3 separate regions of the Mus musculus genome follow, and regions 2 and 3 are each linked to region 1. Evidence: chromatin loops called from intact Hi-C (ENCODE). Cell type or tissue: heart. All regions are shown on one strand. Each heading gives the region's core, and the rest is flanking DNA. Links, peaks and the distances in the headings are about the cores only.

Region 1 (4,353 bases), core at 1,216-3,715:
CTCACTCTGTAGACCAGGCTGGCCTCGAACTCAGAAATCCACCTGCTTCTGCCTCCCAAGTGCTGGGATTAAAGGCGTGCGCCACCACGCCCGGCTTCTTTGTTTCTTCTTAAGAGGCGTGGTTACTTTGTAGCCCAGCCCAAGCAGGCCTTGAATTTGCATTCTTCCCCAGCCTCCTCAGAACTAGGATTATGAGCCTGTGCCCATCTGTCTGGCCTCGCTTTGGTTTGGGGAGAGGGCAGGATGCTACAGCCCATGCCACAGCCAGTCATTGGTGAAGATACTGCCTTAGTGGATCTAAAAGGTAAAGAGTGGAGCCCAAGAGCATTGCTGTTGAGTCTTAGATCTGATGGAGTTTGCTTTGCTGGGCTAGGGGTTTGTTTGGAACCTGCTGTCCTCCCATTCTTTTCTTTTGCTCTCCTGGTGTTATATTTTATATAACTATATCTTGTTTGTTTTTTGTGGACTATAGATAGATATGAATTTTCCCTAGGCATGAATTGTGCCTTGATTCTCACACAGACCTCCCAATCTGAATGGTATTGTGTTAAGAATGTACACTAGACTTAGTGTTAATGTTTGAATGCATTGCTATTTTGGGATAGAATAAACATTTTTCAGTGTAAAAAAGCTCCGTAATTTGGAGGCACAGGGTTAGAATGTTATGGATGATGTCTTAGTTACGGTTTCTATTGCTGTGAAGAGACACCATGACCATGGCAACCCATATAAATCATTTAATTGGGGCTGGCTTACAGTTCCAGAGGTTTAGTCCATTATCGTCATGGTGGGATGCATGGTGGGATGCATACTGGAGAAGGAGCTCAGAGTTCTACATTTTTTTTTAAAGATTTACTTATTATATGTAAGTACACTGTAGTTGTCTTCAGACACACCACAAGAGGGCATCAGATCTCATTATGGATGATTGTGAGCCATCATGTGGTTGCTGGGATTTGAACCCATGACCTTCAGAAGAGCAGTCGGCACTCTTAACCACTGAGTCATCTCTCCAGCCTGAGTTCTACATCTTGATCCACAGGCAGCAGGAAGTGACTGGCTTCGGCTTCTAAGACCTCAAAGCCCACTTACCTCCACAGTGGCACACTTCCTCCAACAAGGCCACACCTCCTAATAGTGCCATCCCTACAGGCAAAGCATTCAAACACATGAGTCTGTGGGGTGCCATTCCTATTCAAACCACAATTGGGTATTTGTGTCACTCCAAAATTTGTATGCTAAAGTGGCTTTAATTAGAGGCAATATCTTTAAGAAAAAGTAGTTCAGGTTAAATGAAACCATAGTGTGGGCCTGGTCTGATAATCTTAGTGTTGTTAAGACACCAGAGACCCTGCTTTCTTTTCCCCCCATTATGTGAAAGGCCAACTGGTTGCCAGGCAGGAAAAGATCTTAATCAGAAAGCAAACTTGTTGGTACCTTTGTCATGGACTTCTGCTCTCCCAAATTAACTTATGTCATTTCACCTTCTAAAACACGAGGTTTAGTCTTTTTTGAGCCCTGTTTTTTAATGTGGTCTCTGCAGTGGAAAAGATCCTGAATAAGGCCCAAACCATGTACATGATCTTAACTCTGTGTGTTGCTTATCTGAGGAGCTGAGGAGGTAGCTCCATCTGAGGTATTTTATTTTTTACTTATATATATATATATACATACACACATACATACACATTTGTTTTTCCCCCTTAGTGAAAGCACTGGGGAACTGTTATGCAGCATCCAAGAGAGCTATCCGCTGAGTTTTCCTATGGATCACCATTGAGAATAGTTACGTGGGAAGTGCAAGACAGGCAGGACAGTGTGTCAGGTGTCACATACAATATTCTTTGTTGAAGCTATGTTCAGTACCTAGCCAAAGAGATCCTTGTCCACAGAGCCATCCAGAACTGTGCAGCAGTCCAGGTATAGGGCTGTAAGACTTCTCTGGGGCAGGTGTGGGAGCTGAGAAGCCTCATGATAAAGAACCAGGCCTGTCTGAAGAGTTCTACCAGAAACAGCTCAGGGCTCCAGTGTTACTGCATCGTTCCCAACAGGCATTTCCGGTGATTGTAGCGGCCCTTCCTGTCTTGATATGTTTATATGCTGGGAGTCATTATTCTCTTGACCAGCACAGCCTGGGAATGAAGCTCTCATCTCATGCAGAAGGGAACCGGTTTTGCCAGCCTTTAACCTTTTCACAGTTTTTCAGGCTCCTCATTTTTTAGCTAGTTGAGCTAATCTAGCGGCGGCCCATTATGGCTCCCTTTTCATGATTCACCATGAGTCCTCTTTCTAGAGTAATGGATAGGCTGATATGTCAGTGGCTCCCTTGGCTTTTGAGATAGAGTTCTTTCTTTGCAGGGCTTCTCTTGTCCTCCTGCTGTTTGCTTTTGAAACTGCTTCACTGTTTAACTCTGAGTGGCCTTGAAATTCTGGTAGCCCTGCCTCCTCCAAAGTGCAGGGTTATAGGCATGAGTTGTTATATGCGTGGACTAGAGGGTCTGATTTGGTCTCCCTTTGTAAACCTTTCTAGGATTAGTTTTGATACTCTTTCTGCACTCTGGCCCATACTGATCACAGCTATGCTTAGAGCTTTCCTCTGCTAGGCTGTACCTGTTTTCCCCAAGCTCCCCTTCCTTCGCCTGTCACTCACCTGTGGCTTCCTAGAAGAGTTACACTACCCTGTGTACTGTCGTGCACCCTGCAGTCTTAGCAGATGTTAGCGTAGTCTGGCAATTCCTTGTTCTGTCAGTAGAGTTCTACTTCCTGTTCTTGATGGGTTCTGCAGTGCTTCTCTTTCCTCAGAACAGCTCTAACACCAGCACACGTTTGTCGCAGCGCCCTCCCAGAACTATTACCCCACTGACACCAACATCTTAGCAGTGTCTGTGAAAATGCACTCTTTTCCCTCCCGAGTCCCACTTGTCTCGCTTAGTGTCCCCACAACTCTGCTTGTCCTCAGTCCTCGTGCTGCCTTCATGGTTGCTCGTCCAGTAGACACTGAAGCTGCTTTTGGAGACTCTAACACACCCTTTCTTCCTGTTTCTTCCTTCCCTCAAATCTTGGGTGGTTCTCGGATGCTCTACCCGCTGGTGTGTGAGTATGCTGCCTAACTGCTGTTTCCTGTACTAGTCTAGTTGGTCTCATTCAGCATCTATGACGTTAAGGACCAGCTGTTGCTGTGGGTCTCAATTTGCATACTGACTTTACTCTTAACTCCAGACTTCAGTTGTCGTCTAATCAATACCTTGCTGGGATGTCCTGGGTTTTGGGTGTACCCTAACCTGTTGCTCTTATCCAGTTGCTCATCTCAGCTGTGCCGTCACCAGTCACTCAGGAGTTTGGACCGTAGACTTTAAATTGTCTTCAGTGTGTGTGTTCCATGTGTATATATACCTGCTGACAAATTCTGCAGCTTTCCTGAGGGCAGAAGTCAGTCTTCTTACTACTACCCACACCTAGACTTCTCTTTCCTCTAGGGAGATTTCCCTGGTTTTTCCTGCAGCTAGTGGCTTCAGCATCAATTTGTGTTAGCACAGTCTGTAGACTGGAAGTCTAAGAACAAGGTACCAAGGGTTGCTTTATTCTAAGGCCTCTATCCTTGCCTAGCAGGTGGTTACTTTGTCACTGTGCCCTCGAATGATCTTTCTTTGTATGTGTCTCTATAGTAATTGTTTTTTACTGCAGTGCATCAGTCATGGTAGACTGGGCCCTACACTCGACCCAATTTTAATTGCCTCTTAAGGGCCTTTTTTTTTTTACTAGGGTCACATTCTGAGGTCTTGCAGTTGGGGCTTTGGCATGTGCGTGTGTGGTGGGTGACACAGTTCAGTGCATAGCAGCCTCCTCTCGTTTTCCTGTGTTTACTTCAGGTAACGAGTCTCTGCTCAGAAGTGAGGATTTTTCTACCCCATGCAGAGTAGAGCAGAGTCCTTTCCATGGCCTCCCAGGTTTTCCATAGCACCTGCTACATTGCCCCTCACACAAGCAAGCCCAGTTATATAGCAGAGAAGAAAGACTTTCTATTTGTTTTCTGCATGGAAGGATATTCCTTCACCATCTGCATACCTTTCTCCTTTCTTTCTTCTCCATAATGGGACTCAGTTGTTGTTAGTCTTCAGTAATTCTGTGTAAGACTGCAGCCCTTCGGCTGGCTGTATCTCCTGCTCCCTTTCTTATTCTCTTCAAAGTACTCACCCCCACCTGATTGTGTGTGCAGCGCGTTCCATACCATGTGAGTGCAGATGACACGGATGACATACTTTCTTATGGATTTTGTTCATGAGATATATGCTCAGCCTAGTATGTATACACATGACATTCATTCTTACGTTCCATACCATGTGAGTGCAGATG
Region 2 (4,353 bases), core at 604-3,103, 160 kb before region 1:
AAAGTCGTGCGCCACCACGCCTGGCCTTTTTTTTTTTTTTAAGATTTATTTATTTTATGTATGTGAGTACACTGTATATGTACAGATGGTTGTGAGCCTTCATGTGGTTGTTGGGAATTGAATTTTTAGGACCTATGCTTGCTCCAGTCCACCCTGCTTGCTCCGATCAATTCAGTTCACTCAGTTTTTTTTTTTTTTTTTTTTCCTTTTTGCTTTTTCTGAGACAGGGTTTCTCTGTGTAGCCCTGGCTGTTCTGGAACTCACTCTGTAGACCAGGCTGGCCTCAAACTCAGAAATCCAGCTGTGTCTGCCTCCCAAGTGCTTGAATTAAAGGCATGCGCCACCACTGCCGAGCCTCACTCAGTTCTTGCTTACTCCAGCCCAAAGATTTATTTATTATTATACATAAGTACACTGTAGCTGACTTCAAACGCACCAGAAGAGGGTGTCAGATCTCATTATGGGTGGTTGTGAGCCTCTATGTGGTTGCTGAGATTTGAACTCAGGAACTTCAGAAGAGCAGTTAGTGCTCTTACCCGCTGAGCCATCTCACCAGCCCGAGACTGTCCTTTCCAACAGCACAGAGAGATGCATTTAGTCAGAAAAGCAGAAAGTAAATGCTCTTGGGAAATACCCAATTTAACATATCTGGAGTCTGATTGAAAATGTCTGATTGTAATTAAAAAAGACACCAGGCTGAAAGCAACTTGTATTATCAAAGTAGTCCACACTGGGGCTGTGAAGGAGAAAGGAGAAAGGAGACTTTGAGGAGAGGAAGAACCTTGAGGATTATCTAGTTAGGGAGAGACTCAGGAAGGTAAATTAGCAAAGAAGACTGCATTCTAGACATCAAGTACCAGAATGATGGATGTCACAGAAAAATAGGGAGAAAGGTTTGAAGAAGATGGCAACACCTGAGAAAGGGTCTTTTAGTTAAAAGATAATCATGAGGCAAGAGTAGATGGATTAAGGTAAAGAAATGGGTGGCTTAATTAAACTGACAGGGAAAACGCAAGTGGGAAGGTTGGCTTCAATCCATGTAGGTCTGTACGGATCAGACTTTGTGTCTATGTCTGGTGCCTGGGTTCTGGGCAGCTGTGTGGGGGGCAGAGTTTTTTCACTGGCCCATGTCAGGTGAAGGTCAGGTGAAGGTGGAGCACCCACAAACCACCTCGAGACTGCAAGGTCAGGAGAGGAAACTCGGGCCACCTGGAAGTATGCAGTCTACTCCATTAACAGAAGCCCCGTCAACATAATTTACTCGAATAAATAACTTTCCACACTGCCAGGCGACAGACAGCCTTTCTTGCTCAAGGGACACCAAAGTGATGCAGAAGCCCCGCGCTGCGTCTTCCCGCTCGTCACTCGCTCTGGCCGCGGCGTCCCCAGAGGTGGCTGGAAACACCCTTTGGAGCCCCGAAGCCGGCTTGGGTGAGGGCAGTGTTTCCTGAGAGCCCCGCCAAGGTGGCCAGCCGGGAGTCTCCCTTTCACCCCGCAAGGTTATCTCTCCCACCTCTAAACCCAGCAGATCTCTACCGCGGCTCTTGGCGGCGGACTTCCCGGCCGAGCGGGGACGCTGTGGGACTAGAAGCCTGTCTAGGCGGACGCGTGGGCCACGCCTCGCGGACATTCAGGAAATGATGTAACGCTTGAGTCCGGCAGCCAAAGTTGTGTCACGCCGGATAGCGGAAGTCCCGCCCACCTCCGCCGGCGGAAGTCCGGTCCTCCGCTTCTCCTGGTTCCTCGTGCGTTCCACCGCCGGCATGGCGCATTACAACTTCAAGAAGATTACGGTGGTGCCGTCTGCCAAGGTAGGGGTGACAGAGGTCGTTTCCGCCTATCTCCATTTCCCCGACAAGTCGCCAGGGAGGGTCCAGGCCTGTATCCCCGAGACTGGGGGAGGGAGGACACCGTGCAGTCCCTCGGCCCTCAGTGCGGAGCTCCGCTTGCTAGGCTTTGTCCTCGCGACCCTCGGAGATCAGTCCCACTCTCTGAAACCAAGCCCCTCTCCTGCTGTCCTTGGGTACCCTAAGCCCTAGAATCCCTCCAAGACATCAGGGCCGTTCCAGAGCCTATGATTCTTGTGTGGCCTGCCGACGGGACAAAGTGTCTGGGTGGTGGCCACAGTAAGGAGCAGGGTAGGAAGCCTGAAGGGGCCAGTGGTGAGCGTCGTGTGAGTACCCTCCCCTTTAAGTAGAATTTGATTCGTGACGTCACGGTCTAAAAAGATTTTAGGTAGCTGTCATTTTGTCGTTGGACTTAAAAGATGCAATTGGTTATAAGCACGCAAGTAGCCAGGCCCACATTATGTAACGTAGCAAGATGCTTTCCTCCCAAATGTCGAGAATGAGGTAGGCTAAAGAACCTAAAAGGATACACCGGTTTCTCTGGCAAGCCATGGGCATTAAATTGCAGAATCAGTTAGAGGAACCAGTGTCACTATCGTTAAATTGACCGCAGTGTGGGTGTTTTCGACATCCCCCTTTCTGAATGAGCTTGCTTTGAAAACTTGTGTAAAGAACTAGTATTTTCTGGTGGGCGTGGTAGTGCACGCCTTTAGTCTCAGCACTAGGGAGGCAAAGGTAGGCGGATCTCTGAAAGACCCTGTCTTGAAAAGACAAAAACCATGTTTCCACTAGTTGTTTTCCTTACACGTCTCTGTATTTCTCCTTTCTTCCTCTTTCTGATATCCATTCTGATACGTTTTTCACACGTTTGTAATAATTGGAAAGAAACTACATGTAGGAATCACATTTTGTTTTAGCCCACGAGACTGTCGCCACTACTTCTCAAGTGCATGTTGAAGGAACTCGTACACTTTTTATTTCACTGGAAATAGAGTTCATTGGGTCAAAGGAACTTTGTTGATATAATTGACCTAGGAAAGGCAGCCTTTGTCTCTGTTGCCCTGAAGGAGGTCTGTTTGCAGATGAGTTTGCATGTGTGTAGATAGGTGGTGGGAAATAAAAAGTCAATCTGAAGAGTATGGGGTGCTTTTGTAAAGTGTGTGCCAAGTTCTGTGTATAGAAACACATAGAATAGTCTGCGTCTTTAAGAATCATATTCTGGGGGCTGGCGAGATGGCTCAGTGGTTTAGGAGCGCCGACTGCTCTTCCGAAGGTCTCGAGTTCAAATCCCAGCAACCACGTTACGTCTGTAATGAAATCTGATGCCCTTTTCTGGAGTATCTGAGGACAGCTACAATGTACTTATATATAATAAATAAATAAGTAAATAAATCTTAAAAAAAAAGGATTTTCTGAAGGAATAACTGAATGTGTTTATACCCACCGCAGTATGATGGAGAAGTGTGAGCTCCAATTGGCCCTCTGTATGAGTTCAAATCCAGAGTCAACCAACACAGATTAAAAACACTATTTGAAAATTGCATCTATATTTAATGTACATAGACTTTATTTTCTCTTTTTTGTTTGTTTGCTTTCTTTTTGTCTGCCTTGGCTGGCCTGGAACTTATACATTTCTGCCTCTAGGATTAGGATTAAAGGCGTGAGCCACCATGCACATAGACTTTTTAAAGGAGCATTCCCTACATATAGTTACAGCTATTTACCGTATATGACAAATATATGTGGATTCTTCTACACACAAGTACTGTGCCATTTTATAAAGTGAACTCAAATATCTCTCTGTTTTGGTGGGCGAGGGCTTGGGTGGGAGGAACCCTGACTATAAACTCCTGTAAATATCAGAGATTTGGGATAACATAAGAATGTAGTGAGAACTGGGCAGTCGGTGTTAGTGCATGCCTTTAATCCCACTACTGAGGAGGCAAAGGCAGGAGATCTCTGTGAGTTTGAGGCTAGCCTGGTGTACAGAGCAAATTCCAGGACAATCAAAGCTACACACAGAGAAACCCTGATTAGAAAAATAAAAACAAAGAATATACTAATAAATGGGTGAGTTTGGAGAAACTTTTCAGTAGGCAACTTTTAAAAGATATGAGGACCATGGAAAGGAACAGAGTAGAAGAGCAGCAGGCCTGAGTATCCATGCTCTCCGTAATCTGGCAGACTGTATTGTGATTACCTGCTTGCCTTTGGTTTTGTTTCGTTGGATCTTAGTGTCTTCTTCACTGTTTTGTCTTCAGCATTGTGTTCATTCTATCCTTTATTATAGAAAATGATCAATATTGTTCAATTAATGGAAGTGATCAAGGGAAAGTAGAACAGCTTTCTATGGTTGGGTAAAAGTGAATAAGTACAAATATCTCAAATAGTCTACTCAGCATACCCAGGAAATTTTAGATGATGAGTTTTAGATTTTTCATTTTATACCCCTTTAAAATCAAAGCTACAAAATCCTTGAAATTGAAGAGCTGGCTCTTTTTCTTCT
Region 3 (4,353 bases), core at 644-3,143, 47 kb after region 1:
CTGAATGTGAGCGGTAGCATCTCATAGGTCGGAAACACATGGAAGAAGACAGCTGGGCTAGCAGGAAGGAGCTAACCTGTGCTAGTACTACCCAAATAGAAGCATTCGTTAAGCAAATTACAACTTGATCCCAGCCTCCACCTCCCCCCCTCCCCATCTTGAAAATATTACCAGACAAAATGCAGCCAGAATTGCCATATTTCATTTATGTGGAGCTGAAAGACAGGGGTCTGTTCGCATGGCTGAGGTGCACTCTAGGGCAGTCTGAGAAACTCTATGCTACTTTGCTCAGTGACATTAACCACATGGCTCTTGAAGGATTGTGAATGTCCATCAAACGGGTGCCAATCACTTCCTAGATGGTATCTCCGGAGACAGCTTCTACATTGTCAGGCATGTCAGCCCATCATCTGTAGTTTGTATGTGGCCAGGATAGTGATGAACACAGCTCAGGAAAAAATTATAAACTCACTTAAAATGTGACATTTTTGGATAAATGTCCTTTTGATGTAACTCAGTTGCTCAGTTCATCAGCACAAACTCTGTTGATGACATTGTCACTTTTTGATGGGAGCAGGTTGTGTACATCTGGTAGACTTTGCATGGAGGCTTTTTACACCCTCGATGACAAATATTATAGCAGGAGAAATGTTTCCACAGAGTTTCATTCTAGAAAGTTTTCTACGGTGAAAAGTCTGCATTTCTATCACGCAGCCTTTGTGATTAGTATTTTGCATTCTCGGGGCTGGAGGTGTAGGTAGGGTCCCCCGCCGAGCGTGCACAAAACCCCAAGTTCAACTCCTAGGAACCCCACACAAGTCAACAAATAAGTAAACAAATCCCATCACTGTGACCCTAATTTATAGAGCATCAAATTCCTGTCCAGTGTCGCAGCCACGTTTCTGTCTGGCTGGGCACAAACACTGTCTTAACCTCTTGGCCACCATAATCGCTGCTGAAGGAAGCCGGTGCACACAGAGCGGGTTTCTATGGCCGTTATCAGTGTTTTCAAATGTCATGGGGTGGAAATTGCTTTACTCAGCAGTGTCCAGTTTTAATCTGCACATTAGTCCTGTCTGCAAATCAGTGCCTGGTAGGGAAAAAAACCCCCACCTCGATCTACTGTGAGACTGAAGGGCTCCGACAGCCTCTCTTTGTGGAAGAGAGAGAAATAAGGGCACAGGGAATATTTTCTACCATCTCTGTCCTTCTGAAGCCATTGATCCTAACTGACAACAGGGACATTTTAACAGGTCTCAAGAGCCTGTGTGACACAGGAGGCCTGGCCTGGGTTTGGAGCTGGCAAGCCATGCTGCAGAGGATGCCTGAGACAACGTCAGCTTTGTCTTCAGGCTCCCTTTCATTGCTGTTTTACGTTCCTGGGTCCTCAATTCTGACTCTCTCTCTCTCTCCCTCCTCTCTCCTCCTCTCCCCTCACCACACCTTTCCTCTCCTCTCCTCTCTTCTTTTTCTCACACACTCACACATATACCCATTACACAAGTATGCACACACACAGGCAAGCATAAACATGTACCCACCACACAAAAAAACCTATACAAACTCACAGCATACTTATGTAGGCATGATCTGGTTTGAATACAAATGGCCCCCAAAGGCGAATATATTTGATTGCTTAGTCCTCAGGAAGAGGACTATATGAGAAGGATCAGGTGTGGTACTGTTGGAGGAAGTGTGCCACTGGGGGTGGTTTTGAAGTTTTAAAAGCCCAAGCCAAACCTAGTATCTCTCTCTTCCTGCTGCCTGTGGATCCAGATTTAGAACTCTCAGCTGCTTCTCCAGCACCATGTCTACCTGTGTGTTCCCTGCCATGATGATAATGGACTAAACTTCTGAAACTGTAAGCAAGCCCCAGTTAAATGTTTTCCTTTATAAGAGTTGCTGCAGTCATGGTGTCTCTTCACAACCATAGAACAGTGCTGAAGACAGATGCATACACATTCACACTATGCAATGGGCATACATGAGCATACATCACTGTACACACATATAACCTCTGACTGCACACAAACTTTATGTATGAATATAGGAGAATAGTCACATTACAAGCATGTTTGAGTAGATACATGTACACGCACACCACAGAAACGTGGCAGAGGTATATGTGTGGCTCCTTCTGTTTCAGTTGCTGATACCACCTTTCATCATGTGTTGTATAGTCAGGTAACCCACCCAACATGTGTCTGCATCTAGGAACCTACGCCAGGTGGAGCTGTGCAAAGCACCCTCACCAGATGGGATATCGATATGCTGTCTTCCAGGGTGAGTGTGTGGCTGGCATTAAGGGTTGAAAAGGTCCTCTCAGAGTGTTGTGGATCTTTGTATTTAATTCTACAAAGTAATAGGAAAAGGAGTTGGGAAGAAGGCCTGGGAAGTCCTGCAGGTGTCCTGTGAGGGCTACAGATCACAGAGAGAGGAGGGAGGAAGTGGGCAGGTGGGGGATTAGCTTAGCTGATGGAGGCTGCAGGTGAAGAATGCTGAAACACAGGATGTCCGAAGGCATCCTAATGAGCAGTGGACAGTGAGAGTCTCCCCGAGAGCATCAGATACTTCAAAGAACTAAACTGTATTCATTGGGTATGATAGCTTTCATGGTCCAGTTAGGAGATGTAGGAAACACAAAAGGATAGAGTTTGAATTGGTTCATGTTTTAGTTAGGATTTTTCTGCTGTGAACAGACACAATGGCCAAGGAAAATCTTTTTTTTTTTAATTAGGTATTTTTTTCATTTACATTTCCAATGCTGTCCCAAAAGTCCCCCATACCCTCCCCTCCACTCCCCTACCCACCCACTCCCACTTTTTGGCCCTGGCGTTCCCGTATACTGAGGCATATAAAGTTTGCAAGACCAATGGGCCTCTCTTTCCAGTGATGGCCAACTAGGCCATCTTCTGATACATATGCAGCTAGAGACAAGAACTCCAGGGTACTGGTTAGTTCATATTGTTGTTCCACCTATAGGGTTGCAGATCCCCCCAGCTCCTTGGGTAGTTTCTCTAGTGTCTCCATTGGGAGCCCTGTGCTCCATCCAATAGCTGACTGTGAGCATCCACTTCTGTGTTTGCTAGGCCCTGGCATAGCCTCACAAGAGACAGCTATATCTGGGTCCTTTCAGCAAAATCTTGCTAGTGTATGCAATGGTGTCAGCGTTTGGAAGCTGATTATGGGATGGATCCCCGGATATGGCAGTCTCTAGATGGTCCATCCTTTTGTCACAGCTCCAAACTTTGTCTCTGTAACTCCTTCCATGGGTGTTTTGTTCCCAATTCTAAGAAGGGGCAACGTGTCCACACTTTGGCCTTTGAGTTCTTGAGTTTCATGTGTTTTGCAAATTGTATCTTATATCTTGGGTATTCTAAGTTTCTGAGCTAATATGCACTTATCAGTGAGTACATATCATGTGAGTTCTTTTGTGATTGGGTTACCTTACTCAGGATGATGCCCTCCAGGTCCATCCATTTGCCTAGGAATTTCATAAATTCATTCTTTTTAATAGCTGAGTAGTACTCCATTGTGTAAAGGTACCACATTTTCTATATCCATTCCTCTGTTGAGGGACATCTGGGTTCTTTCCAGCTTCTGGCTATTATAAATAAGGCTTCAATGAACATAGTGGAGCATGTGTCCTTCTTACCAGTTGGAACATCTTCTGGGTATATGCCCAGGAGAGGTATTGCTGGATCCTCCGGTAGTACTAGTCCAATTTTCTGAGGAACTGCCAGACGGATTTCCAGAGTGGTTGTACAAGCCTGCAATCCCACCAACAATGGAGGAGTGTTCCTCTTTCTCCACATCCTTGCCAGCATCTGCTGTCACCTGAATTTTTTATCTTAGCCATTCTGACTGTTGTGAGGTGGAATCTCAGGGTTGTTTTGATTTGCATTTCCGTGATGATTAAGGATGCTGTCTTAGTCAGGGTTTCTATTCCTGCACAAACATCATGACCAAGAAGCAAGTTGGGGAGGAAAGGGTTTATTTGGCTTACACTTCCATACTGCTGTTCATCACCAAAGGAAGTCAGGACTGGGACTCAAGCAGGTCAGGAAGCAGGAGCTGATGCAGAGGCCATGGAGGGATGTTCTTTACTGGCTTGCCTCACCTGGCTTGCTCAACCTGCTCTCTTATAGAACCCAAGACAACCAGCCCAGAGATGGTCCCACCCACAAGGGGCCTTTCCCCCTTGATCACTAATTGAGAAAATGCCTTACAGTTGGTTTCATGGAGGCATTTCCTCAACTGAAGCTCCTTTCTCTGTGATAACTCCAGCTGTGTCAAGTTGACACAAAACTAGCCAATACAGATGCTGAACATTTTTTCAGGTGTTTCTCAGCC

What was found. Peaks named below come from ENCODE experiments on the same cell type or tissue, not always from the same donor. Only the 100,000 strongest peaks of a DNase experiment are listed, where the experiment ranks them.
Region 2: it touches region 1 in a loop (3-fold over the local background); 5 of 42 quality-filtered maps call a loop at or near these places.
Region 3: it touches region 1 in a loop (2.3-fold over the local background); 2 of 42 quality-filtered maps call a loop at or near these places.

Annotation. Positions count from the first base shown.
Region 1 is chr13:8,837,856-8,842,208 of GRCm38, reverse strand. The region is part of intron 9 of Wdr37 (WD repeat domain 37); the gene reads left to right. Among named protein-coding and RNA genes, the nearest start is that of Wdr37, 31 kb to the left of the region's middle. In heart, for the core only: a CTCF peak has its summit at 2,733; DNase peaks (open chromatin) are centred at 2,058 and 2,898; H3K27ac peaks cover 704 bases.
Region 2 is chr13:8,993,407-8,997,759 of GRCm38, reverse strand. It overlaps Gtpbp4 (GTP binding protein 4), which reads left to right and starts at 1,748. Exons shown (of 17, transcript NM_027000.4): 1 at 1,748-1,811. The coding sequence starts at 1,764. In heart, for the core only: a CTCF peak has its summit at 1,571; a DNase peak (open chromatin) is centred at 1,629; H3K4me3 peaks cover 2,274 bases; H3K27ac peaks cover 2,022 bases.
Region 3 is chr13:8,790,050-8,794,402 of GRCm38, reverse strand. No RefSeq gene overlaps it. Among named protein-coding and RNA genes, the nearest start is that of Wdr37, 79 kb to the left of the region's middle. In heart, for the core only: no CTCF peak of the experiment used is centred there; no DNase peak of the experiment used is centred there; H3K27ac peaks cover 332 bases.